Regions from separate parts of the Homo sapiens genome. Here region 1 is linked to region 2. A link is a contact called in ENCODE Hi-C or POLR2A ChIA-PET data. All regions are on one chromosome and are shown on one strand. The core of a region is the stretch at or near the end of the contact, and the rest is flanking DNA. Distances in the headings are between cores, read along the strand shown. Region 1 holds the start of BMX (BMX non-receptor tyrosine kinase). Region 2 holds the start of ZRSR2 (zinc finger CCCH-type, RNA binding motif and serine/arginine rich 2).

Region 1 (6,528 bases), core at 1,026-3,525, 290 kb before region 2:
CTTCCTCTCTCTCTCTCTCTCTCTCTCTCTCTCTCTCTCTCTCTCCCTCTCTCTCTCTCTCTCTCCTTCCCCCTTTCTCTCTCTCTCTCTCTGACAATGGATTCTACCAGGTTCTTTTTTATTTTAAAAATGTAAGCACAAGTAAACAGGCTTGTTCACATCATGAAGTCAAATTATCCCATGCCATGTCCCTTTAGCTGTGGCCTGCTAAAGGCTTGCATGAACAAGCTTAGGAGAAAATTCCTAAAATTCTAACTGAGTAAAGATGACAATGCAGAGTATAATTTGAGTAAATGAAGTCATATTATCGTAATAGCAGATTGCCAAAAGTTAGGATGTAACTAAACTCATGGAAAATACAGAGCCAAAGAAACAGGAGAAGTAGCAGAGGAAGTGAATGAATAGAATAAAGTAAATAAATCTGTGACATTTTGCCTTAGAGGAAACCACTCCTCCCAGCTGTCCTTGGGTGTTTTATGCCCCCAAGAAGGGATGGAAATCCCAAGAGATTGTGCCCAGGTGTTTCCACAGTTATACCGACTGTATTAGTCCATTTTCATACTGCTATGAAGAAATACTCAAGACTGGGTAATTTATAAAGGAAAAGAGGTTTAATGGACTCACAGTTCCATATGACTGGGGAGGCCTCACAATCATGGTGGAAGGTGAAAGAGGAACAAAGGCATGTCTTACCTGGTGGCAAGCAAGAGTGCGTGTGCAGGGGAACTGCCCTTTATAAAACCATCAGATCTGGTGAGACTTATTCACTGTCATGAGGACAGCACGGTAAAAACATCCACTCCCGTGATTCAATTACCTCCCACTAGGTCCCTCCCACAACATGTGGGGATTATGGGAACTACAATTCAAGATGAGATTTGGGTGAGGACACAGCCAAACCATATCACCAACTCCTCCTTCCCCTACCCTAAGTTTACTTTTTATTCTAGAATCGAACTTTTGCCATATTACCATATATAAGTTGTGAAGTAAATACAAATCGCCATGTGGAAAAGGAAATTAACTAGCAGAGTGTAGAATTAATTTATTTAGCCAGGTTGTTGTGCCACTCTTGCCCTGCTTCACCCTTAATTTTTTGAATGACTACCTACTATATTCCTAAAGAATGGAGAGCTATTTGGAATCCATCAGTGACTTTAATTTGCTATTAGAATGTAAGTTACACTCTTTTGAATTCTTCTGAAGGACTCCTTTCCCTTCCCAAAATTCTAGTTTCCAAACTGAAATATTAAAAAATATTTCTGCAAGTTATTTTTCCCATACTCTACTGTAATTAAACCACTATTTGTGGTTCCCCCCCCCCCCACACAGACACATAAGCCCCTTGAAGATGTGGGCTGCCTCTCTTCTGTTTGCTCTTGTGTCTCCAACCCCTAACGGAATGCTCAGCACATGGCAGGTTCTCAAATAAGACTTGACTGAACGAATTAATAGAAATGATGCTAATTCCATGTACACTCAAAAGAATACCTCTTTGAAAGCCAGTAGCTTCACTCTCTTCTGCCAACCCAAGACTTCTTCACATCATAGATACTTACAAATAAGTTACAGTAAGCAACAATTTATAAGTAAACACAGTGTGTCAATGCATGCCAAAAGGATGATTACTTTTCTTGGCTATCCATAGCAGGACATAAAATATGTCCTTAGATTTATTACAGATGGCCAGCCGGTATGCACCAGAGAAAATAGTGGAATGGGGGAAGCCAAAAGTTGTGAGTCTGTCATAATGATGTCAAGTGACACACTTTTTCATTGCGATCTAGGTGTACCATACCTTAGCAAAAACAATCTATTTTCCATTTCTGGATTTCTTAATAACTTAAACTATATAAATAAGCTCCTTTTCCATCATATGAACTGTTCTTACATATTCTCTGGCCTTCCTTTGTCCAAATGTTGAGTTGAAGTTTTCATTGCATATTCTCTGTGCACTTTGCATTACCTAATGGTTTCCTGGCTCATGTGAGAGAAGTCAGCGTCAGCAGTCGGGTTTTGCCGAGATATTTTCTTGTCCTTTCCAGCATAGAGCTCTACAAACAAAGGCAGGGTTATCACATGTACCCGAGAGCTGCCTGGGAAAAGTGGGAGCTATAGTTATCAAAATTGGAAACTTTATGAAGTATGCTTTTGTCTCCGTTTTTGTTGCGTTCAATCAGATCAACAAGTGTTGGCTAAGTGTTGAGCGTGGTTTCCTGTGGGATTGTGTAAGGCTCTGTAGGACAATAAACGTGTTGGGGGCACTGAGTAATGTAGCCATTTCTGACCCGGCAGCCAGGAAAATGTGAAACAATTTGCTTCTGGAAACAGGACAGCCGGGGCCGTGTTCCTGCAACAGCAGACCAAGCACCGCGGCGGACCCAGGCAAGCACGGAACAAGCTGAGACGGTGCGTTTAAGCGGCAGGTGGCTACTCAGTGTCGCATACTATGCGGAAAATAGGTTTGGTTCCCGGTGTTGTGGGGCCTGAAGTTACAAACTTTGGGAAGCTCACTTTAAGAAAAATAGTACAACATTTTTAATATGAAATTGCCAGGGCTTTCTCTGGGACTTTAGATGGGACCAGGTAATTTGGAGGCCAACGGCTGAAACTGCTATAATTTCACTGTAAATTCACTCCTTGCTCAAAATCTCAGTTAGGGAAGCTCTCAGGTTGTTTATGTATCACCACCAGTTCTACCTAGCTTTGTGTGTATTCTCTGCTAATTTTCTCCATCCGCTTCTTTAGGTATTGCCTTTCCATAGCCTTTCATATTGGCCTCATAACTGCTTCCAAAGAGACATAGAAATGTTCCTTATACCTTCTTTAACTGTGTTTTTATGATGTTACTTTAGCTACAAATATTTGCTCTTAGGTTCCTGAGGTCTCCCTAAATCAAGTGCTTTGTGTATTTTAGATGGAGATAGACAGGTGGGAGGGAGGTGAACCATGCAGTTGTACTCATATCCATATAATTTTGAAAGATTTTGTGGGCCACAATGATTTCATTGGATTTGAAAAGGAGTGCAACTTTGTGGTCCATGTAAGTGCTTCTCAAGCTTTCCTGTGCACGTGGATCACCTGGGGATCTTGCTAAAATGAAGATTTGGCTGCGCGAGGTCTCGGGTGGGAACTGAGAGTCTGCATGTCTAATGATCGCCCGGATGATGCAAGTGCACGGACCACACTTTGAGTCACATCCAAGTATTTATTTGTAGGAAATATGGTGGCACAAATACACAGTCAATAAGGGTATGGTTCAACCTCATTTTATGGTAACTCGTCTCAGGATGGAAAGTCTGCGACAAACCTACTATGTATGGACTGGTGTTTGTTGACATGGCAATACATGAGGAGGTCTTCCTGCCTCCCATTTTCTCCTATACCCAGGAGCTGGGGACAGAGGGATGAGAAGTAAAATTTTATCATTAAGGATCATTATTATTTCACTGTCTTTAGTTTTTTAACTTTTTATGGTCCTTTTTAAAACTTTGCCTATGGAGTGATCAGAAGGGACATAAGCTTTTAGAATATCTACTAGGGTGTTGGGCATTAGGCTGCCATTTTCTCTTGACTACTTGTAACCCTTCGAAGTGGTTATTGTTTCACTGCCTTTACAGATGGGGAAGCTGAGGTTTAGCTGGGTTAAGTAACATGACAGATTCCATAGAGACAGAGCAGGGATTCGAACCCAGCTCGGTGCTTTCACTTGCACTAACCGGCATCATGAAAGCAGTGTTACATGTTTAATTCAGCATGAGATGCTAGCTCATGGATTTATTACTTTTTGCTTTTCTCCTAAGGAAGTTGCCCAGAGAGAGTGCCCTAAGCAGAGGAGAGGGAGCAGAAAGAAAGAGGTTACTGAAAAGAAGAAAAGACTTAGAAAAGCTCTATGGGGCACTGAAGATTAATCTCACACCTAAAGCAAAACTTAGCTCCAAAAAGACTAGCATTAAGATTCTTGCCTTCTTTGTGAGAAAATGATCTTCCCAAAGTGTCTGGTTTTTATACACTTATTTTGGATCAATTAAGGTATGATGCTCCAAGATGCTGAGAATTTGACTGTCAATGTTAAAAGATTTCTGTCCATATCATGCCAAGATCAACTTTAACTTTCCCTCTCCTGCATAACATCATGTGAAATAAGGATCTGTCAGGTTCTGTGAAGCCAGTATTTGTCTTTGGCCAGCATCCTAAGACTTTTTGAACCACTTTACTTGATCCTCAGTCAAACTTTTTGTTCTTGTTTAAACCTACCATCACATTTTGTTCAGTTATTTAGCACGAAGATAAGCGGGCCTGGCATTTGGACAAATATTTGAAGATCAAGTTTGTCACAGGGCCCTCCAGTTTCCCTTCCAGATCCCACCCCACTTGGAGCGTCTTCCCTTTCTTTCCCACCCTTCCTGCTCTACTGCCCTCCCACCACATGTATTATTTTAACATCTTGACACCTACAAAATCTTTAGCTATATGGCATGTAAAGTAAGAGAGGATAACTAAACCAAGTCAAAGGGTAAGGAATTGCTATCCTTATCTCTGAATTTTAAAAGATAAATCTTTAAAGACACCACCCTGAGCCAGTCAGGGAATACACTTCCTGGTTGAGGGAACTATCCAATGGCCACTTAACTAGATAACCCTGTCTCCCTTGGTATCCTGTTTCCTGCTCCCCTTCTGTACCACTGAGAATTTATTCCAACTTTTGAGGTTGTATGTTCTTACCTATTTTCAGAATGTGGTTTCAAATTTTGCTATTTAACACTGCCTTTCAGCAGGAGATTCCTATCGAAAGATTATAGGTAACATCTTTCTGATATTTCCAATAAAATGTCTCTTGCACTGGTCTGTTAAGACTCAGATTTATGGGTAGTTTCACCAAACTATGTCCCTTAGCAAAGCTGTAGTATGTTTGGCTGAACACACAGATATCTCCTACTCTGTTTACTGCCATCATGGAGTGGATGGTGTACAGGTATGACACCTGAAGCTGGCTCCCAGGGCCATGCCTCTTAGGTCACTGGTTAACAGTACTGGCTAAGTCACTTAGGCTGCTGGGGCTCAGTGTTACATCTGTAAAATGACTTCTAGGTTTCTTATAAGATTTGACATCCTATGACTGCCTTCCTGTATTTAGGTTAGAGCAGTCTCTGGTTTAGGAGGGTCACACAGCAGGCATGTCCTTCTCTAGCATTAGTAGCGTGGTCACGAATATGGGATGTGGAGTTAGACTGCCGGGATTCAAATCTAGCTCCACCCACTAGCAGTGTGACCTGGGCAATTTATTTATCTATTGCAGCTCCATAAGCTATAAGCAGGGAATGATGTTACAACTTACTCTATAGGGTGAATGTGTCACAACCTATCCCATGGGCTGGGAGTATCACAAAATATCCCATAGGGTGGGGGTGTTCTGGCCTACCCCATAAGGTGGAGGTGTCATGAGCTACCCCATAGAGCAGTTGTGACCAGTAAACTCTAAACAGCCTGGCACATAGTGAGCCCTCCTTAAGCATTGGCTAGGATCATTATCATAAAATCACTCTCATCCTTCAAAGTCTAATTTCAATGTGCTCCCTTCTAAAATACCTTACTTGGCTACCTTAAGGAAAAAACAACTTTTCCTTCCTTGGACCTTTCATAGCAAAGTGAATAGACTCTACTCTAGCACCTACATTTTTTTCCCCATCTTTTCTTTTTTAAAACATAGTTGGTACCCACAATGTGCCAAATACTTTCACCATAAGGTTTCTCATTTAAGTCCCGTAAAGTAAGAGAGTTGTTACCTATCTCAATTTACAGATCAGAAAACTGAAGGTTAGTGCAGGGAAGGGGCTTGGCCAGGGTGACACAGTTTACAAATGACAGTTCTGTAACCTCCTCCATGCCTTCCGAGTCTGCCACCCCACAGCAATCTTTCATATTAATTAGTTATGCAGCCCATCTCTCAAACTTGTTCATTGTCACTCAGGGCCACGGACAGCTGATCTTTATTTCTGGAACCAGTCACTCAATGTTGGACACACTGTAGGCTCAAAATCAAGCATGCCAAATAGAACTGCCGACTTGAACTTCTTACTCTCATGACATCATTTCCTTATAAATCCTAAAAAACTATAGTGATTATAAGTCATGTTAATTCAACACACACCTTTTATGTATGTAAGAGGTTAACGAATGGCTGCTGGCTTCCTTATAGGAAATACTATATTGATTTCTGCCAGGTTTTTGTGTCTCCTCTGTGCCTTAATCACTTTCTAGTTTCATCTGTTTATGGAAATAGGCAGCCTGGGCTATTTGGTAAGCAAATTGATAGGTCTATTCTATGTGGGTGGTAATATGAGAGTCCACCCAGATCCCACTAGCTCTTCTATGGAAATAGATTTCTTGTTAATACTGACTGGGTTTAGGATCTCATTTTACTATAAAAGGTTTTTTGTTTCACCTTCCCAACTGAATTTTCCCTAAATAAGCATAAGAAGAGCAGGGTTTGCTAGTTGTTGGACAGGCATTTGACTTAACAGTAAG
Region 2 (6,318 bases), core at 472-2,971:
CCTTGTGAGGAACATTTTTTGCTTGGCCTTGTCCCTGGCCTTGTATGTGTACATTACAGTCTGATTATTAGTTGGGATGATTTTTAGTTTCTCAATCCCTACTCTCATTGCCCCAGTTTAATTCCTCAACACCTCTCACCTAGATTATTGTGATACTCTAGTTTTATCTTTTAAATCCTTTATATTGCAAAGCAGAGTGATTTACCTAAAACACAAACACAACCACAATAAGCCTCTATTTAAAAAGCTTTCAACGGTTCACTGTTGTCTCTACAGAATGTAAACAGAGCGTCTTAACATGGCACACCAGGCCCTCCTTAACCTAGCCCTCCCAGCCCATCACAACAACTATATTCCTTGATATTCTCGAATTGCACTTTATTTTGTTTTGTTTTTTTGAGACGGAGCCTTGCTCTGTTGCCCAGGCTGGAGGGCAGTGGTGCCATCTCGGCTCACTGCGGCCGCCACCTCCTGGGTTCAAGCAGTTCTCCTGTTTCAGCCTCCAGAGTAGCTGGGACTACAGGCATGTGCCACCACACCCGGCTAATTTTGTATTTTTAGTAGAGACGGGGTTTCACCATGTTGGCCAGGCTGACGAACTCCTGACCTCAGGTGATCCACCCGCCTAGGCCTCCCAAAGTGCTGGGATTACAGGCGTGAGCCGCTGCACCCAGCCTCGAACTGCACTTTAAATTGGATAGCTGGGCGGGCGTGGTGGCTCGCGCCTGTATTCCCAGCTACTCGGGAGGCTGAGGTGGAAGGATTGCTTGACCCCAGGAGGTCGAAGCTGCAGCGAGTCGTGATTGCGCCACTGCACTCCAACCTGGGTGAAAGACAAGACCCTGTCTCTAATATATAAGAAATGAATAAATAAATAAATTCGATTGCCAAAATTCTTGCTGTTCCCAGCATATTCCACTTTCACCTTTCAGCGCCTTTGCTTATGCTGATCTGACTGTAACTGCATTCCCACCCTTCTCCTTCTGGGTAAAGGGCATCTTCTTTCCAAACTCAACTCTTAGCATCAGAAAGCTGTCCCTGATACTGCAGTTGAGTCGCATGTGATACTGAAAAAAAAAGAAAAAAGGAAAAAAAAGAGAGCTCTCCCTGAATCCCTTGGTGGACTATGTTAGGTAAACTTCATCTTTGCCTGCATCATATTATGTATTGGTTCTTCTCTGCCCCCTCGATTGTAAACTCCTCAGGGGCAGAGGTAACAGCTTTGCAGCCCTGGGAGTTAGGTTTGCTTAAGGGACCAGAACAGGTGTGACTGGCAGGGAGCGAAGTCTGGAGCTTTGTCTGAGGCGCTGATAGGTGGATCGGCGGAAGGACGCGGAACCTGGACAGGTCGGAAATAAAGCCGGGCGAGCAGCTCTGTGCGCGATGTGACTTCATGAGTGGATGCTGAGAAAAGCGGCAGAGTACGACTTTAACCGCCTAGCCACAACACGTCCTGCTAGGGCGAGGAGGGAGACAGTGATACAGCACTGGGCAAGTGCTGAAGCGACAATTACTTCTAGGGCGGGGTAAAAGCCCCAGAGTATTTTTGCTGGAAGGAGGTATTTATTTGAGCAGGGTTCTGGAAGACGAGCCGCCGAAGGGTACCTCCGGCTTTCCGTTTCAAGTCCCACGCTGGTGGAGGTTGCTCGGTACCCGCGCCTGCGCGTGCCCGTCTCGACTCTTAGGCCCGCCCTTTCCTGCCAGACCTGGAGGGGCGGGGCGGTGCCGGCAAGATGGCTGCGCCCGAGAAGATGACGTTTCCCGAGAAACCAAGGTAAGCGCCGTACGGGGAGATGAGCAGGCGAGCGGGCCGATCGTGGGCATGGAGGATGTGGTGGCAGGAAGAAAAGAGAAGCTGGGCCAAGCTAAGTGAGCCACCGCGGCAGCTCCATTCCTTCCTGGTGCGCGCTCTGGTGCCCTCCCCGGACTTGCACGGGCGGCTGTGGCTCAGGCAAGCGAGGAGAGGATCAGGTTGGCGGATGGAGAAGAACTGTCTGGGAGTGGGAGGATGAGGCGATGATAGATGGCTGTTCTGTAATTAAAATACAGGAAGCAAGGTTTCTCTCCTCAGCACCCGAACTATTTCCTTTCATTGGGCACAGAGGAGCGGGGAGCTCGGGCAGCGCTGCATTGTAGCCGCTGATCGTCGTGTATATGTCTTAATCTTCCAGCCACAAAAAGTACAGGGCCGCCCTGAAGAAGGAGAAACGAAAGAAACGTCGGCAGGAACTTGCTCGACTGAGAGACTCAGGTGATGGACTCTTTATTCTGTTTTCTGTGTTGTGAAATTGCTCTGTCCACTCCAGCCCTAACTTGAAGCCCCAGTGTCAGAAGGAAGTCAAATATTGTGTCGGAGGAAAAATAGCTGTGACTTCTGCCCCCAAGTAGTTATTTAGAAACACATGTCAGAAACAATGTTAACATACTAAAGGCAGGAAGAGGAAGTCTTGGTGAATGATCGCCCACTGATTCTGTGTAACTTATAAAGTATCTAATATTACAGTTGCAAGCTTCATGAATTACAGCAGCTAGCACAGTCCTTGCACACGTAGTAAGTATTCGGTGAATGTTTTTCTTCGTAAAACCAGCAGGAGTTGAAGGTATTAATTAGACGTTTTGCAAGTTTTTCTCAAACTTGACTAATATGAGACCCTTGGTTTACCCAAATTATTATGTTATTCAAATATATATCAACATAATACTAGTTATGAAGCTCATTTATTTATTTTTGAGACAGGGTCTTGTTCTGTTGCCCAGGAGGGATGTGCACAACCACGGCTCACAGCAGCCTCCACCTCCCAGGCTCAAGCAGTCCTCCCACCTCAGCCTCCCTAGTAGCTGGGACTACAGGCATTCACCACCACACCTGGCTAATTTTTTCTTTTCTTTTCTTTTTTTTTTTTTTTTTTTTTGAGACGGAGTCTCGCTCTGTTGCCCAGGCTGGAGTGCAGTGGCACGATCTTGGCTCACTGCAGCCTCCGCCCCCTGGGTTCAAGCAGTTCTCCTGCTGCAGCCTCCCGAGTAGCTGGGATTACAGGCGTGCGCAACCACACCCGGCTAATTTTTGTATTTTTAGTAGAGATGGGGTGAAACCCCATCATGTTGGCCAGGCTGGTTTCGAACTTCTGACCTCAGGTGATCCACCCACCTCAGCCTCCCAAAGTGCTGGGATTAAAGGCGTGAGCTACCGCCCCTGGCCCACCTGGCTAATTTTTAAAATTTTCGTAGAGACGGGATTTCACTGTGTTGCCTGGGCTGGTCTCGAACTCCTGGCCTCAAGCAATCCTTCCACCTCGGCCTCCCAAAGTGCTGGGATTATAGGCATGAGCCACCACACCTGACCTGAAGCCATTGTTTGACTATAAAACAATATATGGGCTGGGCGCGTGGTGGCTCATGCCTGAAATCCCAGCACTTTGGAAAGCCGAGGCAGATGGATCACCTGAGGTCAGGGGTTCGAGACCTGCCTGGCCAACATGATGAAACCCTGCCTCTACTAAAAATACAAGATTAGCTGGGCTTGGTGGCAGGTGCCTGTAATCCCAGCTACTCAGGAGGCTGAGGCAAGAGGATCAGTTGAACCTGGGAGGCAGAGGTTGCAGTGAGCCGAGATCCTGCCACTGCACTTCAGTTTGGGCAACAGAGTGAGATTCTGTCTCAAAAAACAAACAAACAAATAAAAATACATTTATAAATTATAAAACTAAATGAAATTACACATTCGGTAAAATTTAAATCTACATCAGGTAATGCTAGGGATGATGTGAAACTAATGCTCCTCACAATATGTATATGGCACTGATGGGAGTTTGGAATGCCTCTACTAATGTTGCCTTATAGTTATTTACCACTTTTTCTATGAAATTACTGTAGAACCTTTATTTGTACAGATGGTCATTTGACCTTCACATGGCAAAACCTAACATTTATGTATTAAATCTACCTGCTTAATGCAATAAAATTAGGACTTAGTTATAAAATTATGTAGTAGTTATAAATCCAGATGGGAGCACTGAAATCACACAGTAGTACTGGCTTATAATGATTGTCATCCGCATTATCCAGAATATGCTCATGAAATTATCCTAGACAATTCTTAAAATCCAGAGACCATGGCCTCAAGTAACTAGGATTCTTGGACCTTGAGAAACATAGCCATAGAGGTTTTATTTACCATTGGTGTTCCTGAGTAATTATTTTAGTGTCAGTACTGGGATATTTAGAATGGAAGGAGCAGTGTGTTTAACTGCAACCTGTGTTAGCATTTCTGTCTTATTAGTTGAAAACTCATCCACTAGAGGCAGAACAAAGCATCAGGGATAAAAGGAAAAGTAGAATAGGTTGGAGTTATTGAGGCCCTTATTGTACTTCGTCTCTCCCCCCTTGAAATTTTCAGCTACTTTACTTTGTTCATTTAATCTGTTTTATTCTAAATATTATATATTCTAAATTTGTTTTAACTTCTTTCTCTTTTTCTTTTCCTGCACTAAATCCTATAACAGCTGGTATTTGTATTGTTTTGATTTTTTTTTTCCTTTTTACTTAGCAAAATGTGTTCAGAATGAGCCTCTGTGGAGAGTCAGGCGAGTCATGTCCCATGGTAGTTTAGCCCATTTTAATGGACTAAATCCAGGTCACTGGTCTGTCAAGATTATGTAACTAATGGCATATCCAAGACTAAGCACCTGTCTCTGCACTTCTGCTCCTACTTTTGCCCACTCCAACTCACAATTCTTTGCCTAGTGGTACTTCATGAATACTGTAGACTATGGAACACTCCTGGTTTTTTTTTTTGAGACAGAGTCTCACTCTCTCGCCCAGGCTGGAGTGCAATGGCACGATCTAGGCTCACTGTAACCTCTGCCTCCCAGGTTCAAGTGATTCTTCTGCCTCAGCCTCCTGAGTAGCTGGGATTACAGGTACCCACTATCATGCCCGGCTAATTCTTGTACTTTTGTAGAGATGGGGTTTCACCATGTTGGCCAGGCTGGTCTCAAACTCCTGATCTCAGGTGATCTGCCCACCTTGGCCTCCCAAAGTGCTGGGATTACAGGCGTGAGCCACTGCGCCCGGCCAGGAACACTGCTGTTTATTGTAGCACACGTTAGATGGGTAAACATTACCCAGAAGGCTAGAATGTTGAGTGTAACTATGAGAGTGCCTTGGCAAATGATTGGAGTGCCTTGGCAAATGATTTCTGGAATAGTGAGCTCTTAATTACAGATAGCTTCTTTGGCATCCATTCTACTTCAGATAACTGGAAACAAGCTACCTCGTCAGAAATTAAGATATTAAAAGCAAGTTGCAAAACTATAGCATGATTCTGTGTGTACAGTTACATGTACAGGTTGAGTATCCCTTATCTGAAATGCTTGCGTTGTATTTACCAGTTCAGCATCCCAAATCCAAAGATCCAAAATTCGAAATGCTCCAATGAGCATTTCCTTTGAGCATTGTTGTCACTCAAAATATTTCTCATTTTTGGATTTGGGGTGCTCAACCTGTATAATACCATTGGATATACATTTGATCCTTGAACAATGTGGGAGTTAGGGGACTCTGACCGCCCCCCGCCCCTCCCCACAGTGGAAAATTTGCATATAACTTTTCACTCCCCCAAAACTTACTATTAAGTGCCTGCTGTTGACTCTAAGCCTTACCAATAACATAAACAGTTGATTAACACATACTTTGTATGTTATATGTATTATATACCATATTCTTATAATAAAGTAAGCTAGAGAAAAGAATGTTACTAAGAAAATCCCGAGGAGGAGAAAATATATTTGCCCTTCATTAAATGGAAGTGGTTCATCATAAAGGTCTTCATTCTCCTTGTCTTAATGTTGAGTAGGCCGAGGAGGAAGAGGATGATTTGGTCTTGCTCTCTTGGGTGGCAGAGGTGGAAGAGGTGGAGGAGGTAGAAGGGAAGGCAAGAGGGTAGACGGCACTTGGTGTAACTTTGCAGAAATACATTATAATTTCTGTCTGACATTTTTGCTTTTTCATTTCTCTAAAAATGTTTCTATACAGTACCAATTCTTCCACCACTTGCTTTAGTTTAAATGCATTAGTTTTCAGTATAGAAGGGTCCATAAAAGAAGTCAAAAGCAGTCTTGAATAATTGGCCCTTCTGCCAGATTGTCTAGTGTCAATTTGTTTTCTGGCACTGCTTCACCTCAGTTTTCTTCCTCATCACCTTGCACTGGTTTGGAAGGACTCATCCCCATCAAATTGGCTTTTGTTAACTACTCTGGTGTGTCTGTTAGCTCTTGAATTTCTTCAAGATATCTTGAGACCCTTCACCCCGACCCCCCT

What was found. A loop is a pair of places that touch in the nucleus more often than their neighbours do. ChIA-PET counts read pairs that join two places held with the same protein, here RNA polymerase II (POLR2A). Pooled maps may share reads with other maps.
Region 1: a loop to region 2 is called in a map of naive thymus-derived CD4-positive, alpha-beta T cell, with 5 times the contacts of the local background. The contact joins the promoter of BMX here to the promoter of ZRSR2 in region 2. A Hi-C loop is called at or near these places in 1 of 168 maps with a recorded cell type or tissue (naive thymus-derived CD4-positive, alpha-beta T cell) and 12 of 50 pooled maps. POLR2A ChIA-PET finds 5 or more read pairs at or near these places in 1 of 52 experiments (MCF 10A).

The regions. Positions count from the first base shown.
Region 1 is chrX:15,498,532-15,505,059 of GRCh38, forward strand. It overlaps BMX (BMX non-receptor tyrosine kinase), which reads left to right and starts at 2,276. Exons shown (of 19, transcript NM_203281.3): 1 at 2,276-2,409.
Region 2 is chrX:15,788,763-15,795,080 of GRCh38, forward strand. ZRSR2 (zinc finger CCCH-type, RNA binding motif and serine/arginine rich 2) reads left to right here and starts at 1,722. Exons shown (of 11, transcript NM_005089.4): 1 at 1,722-1,774; 2 at 2,172-2,251. The coding sequence starts at 1,734. RefSeq lists enhancers at 1,600-2,049, 2,708-3,209.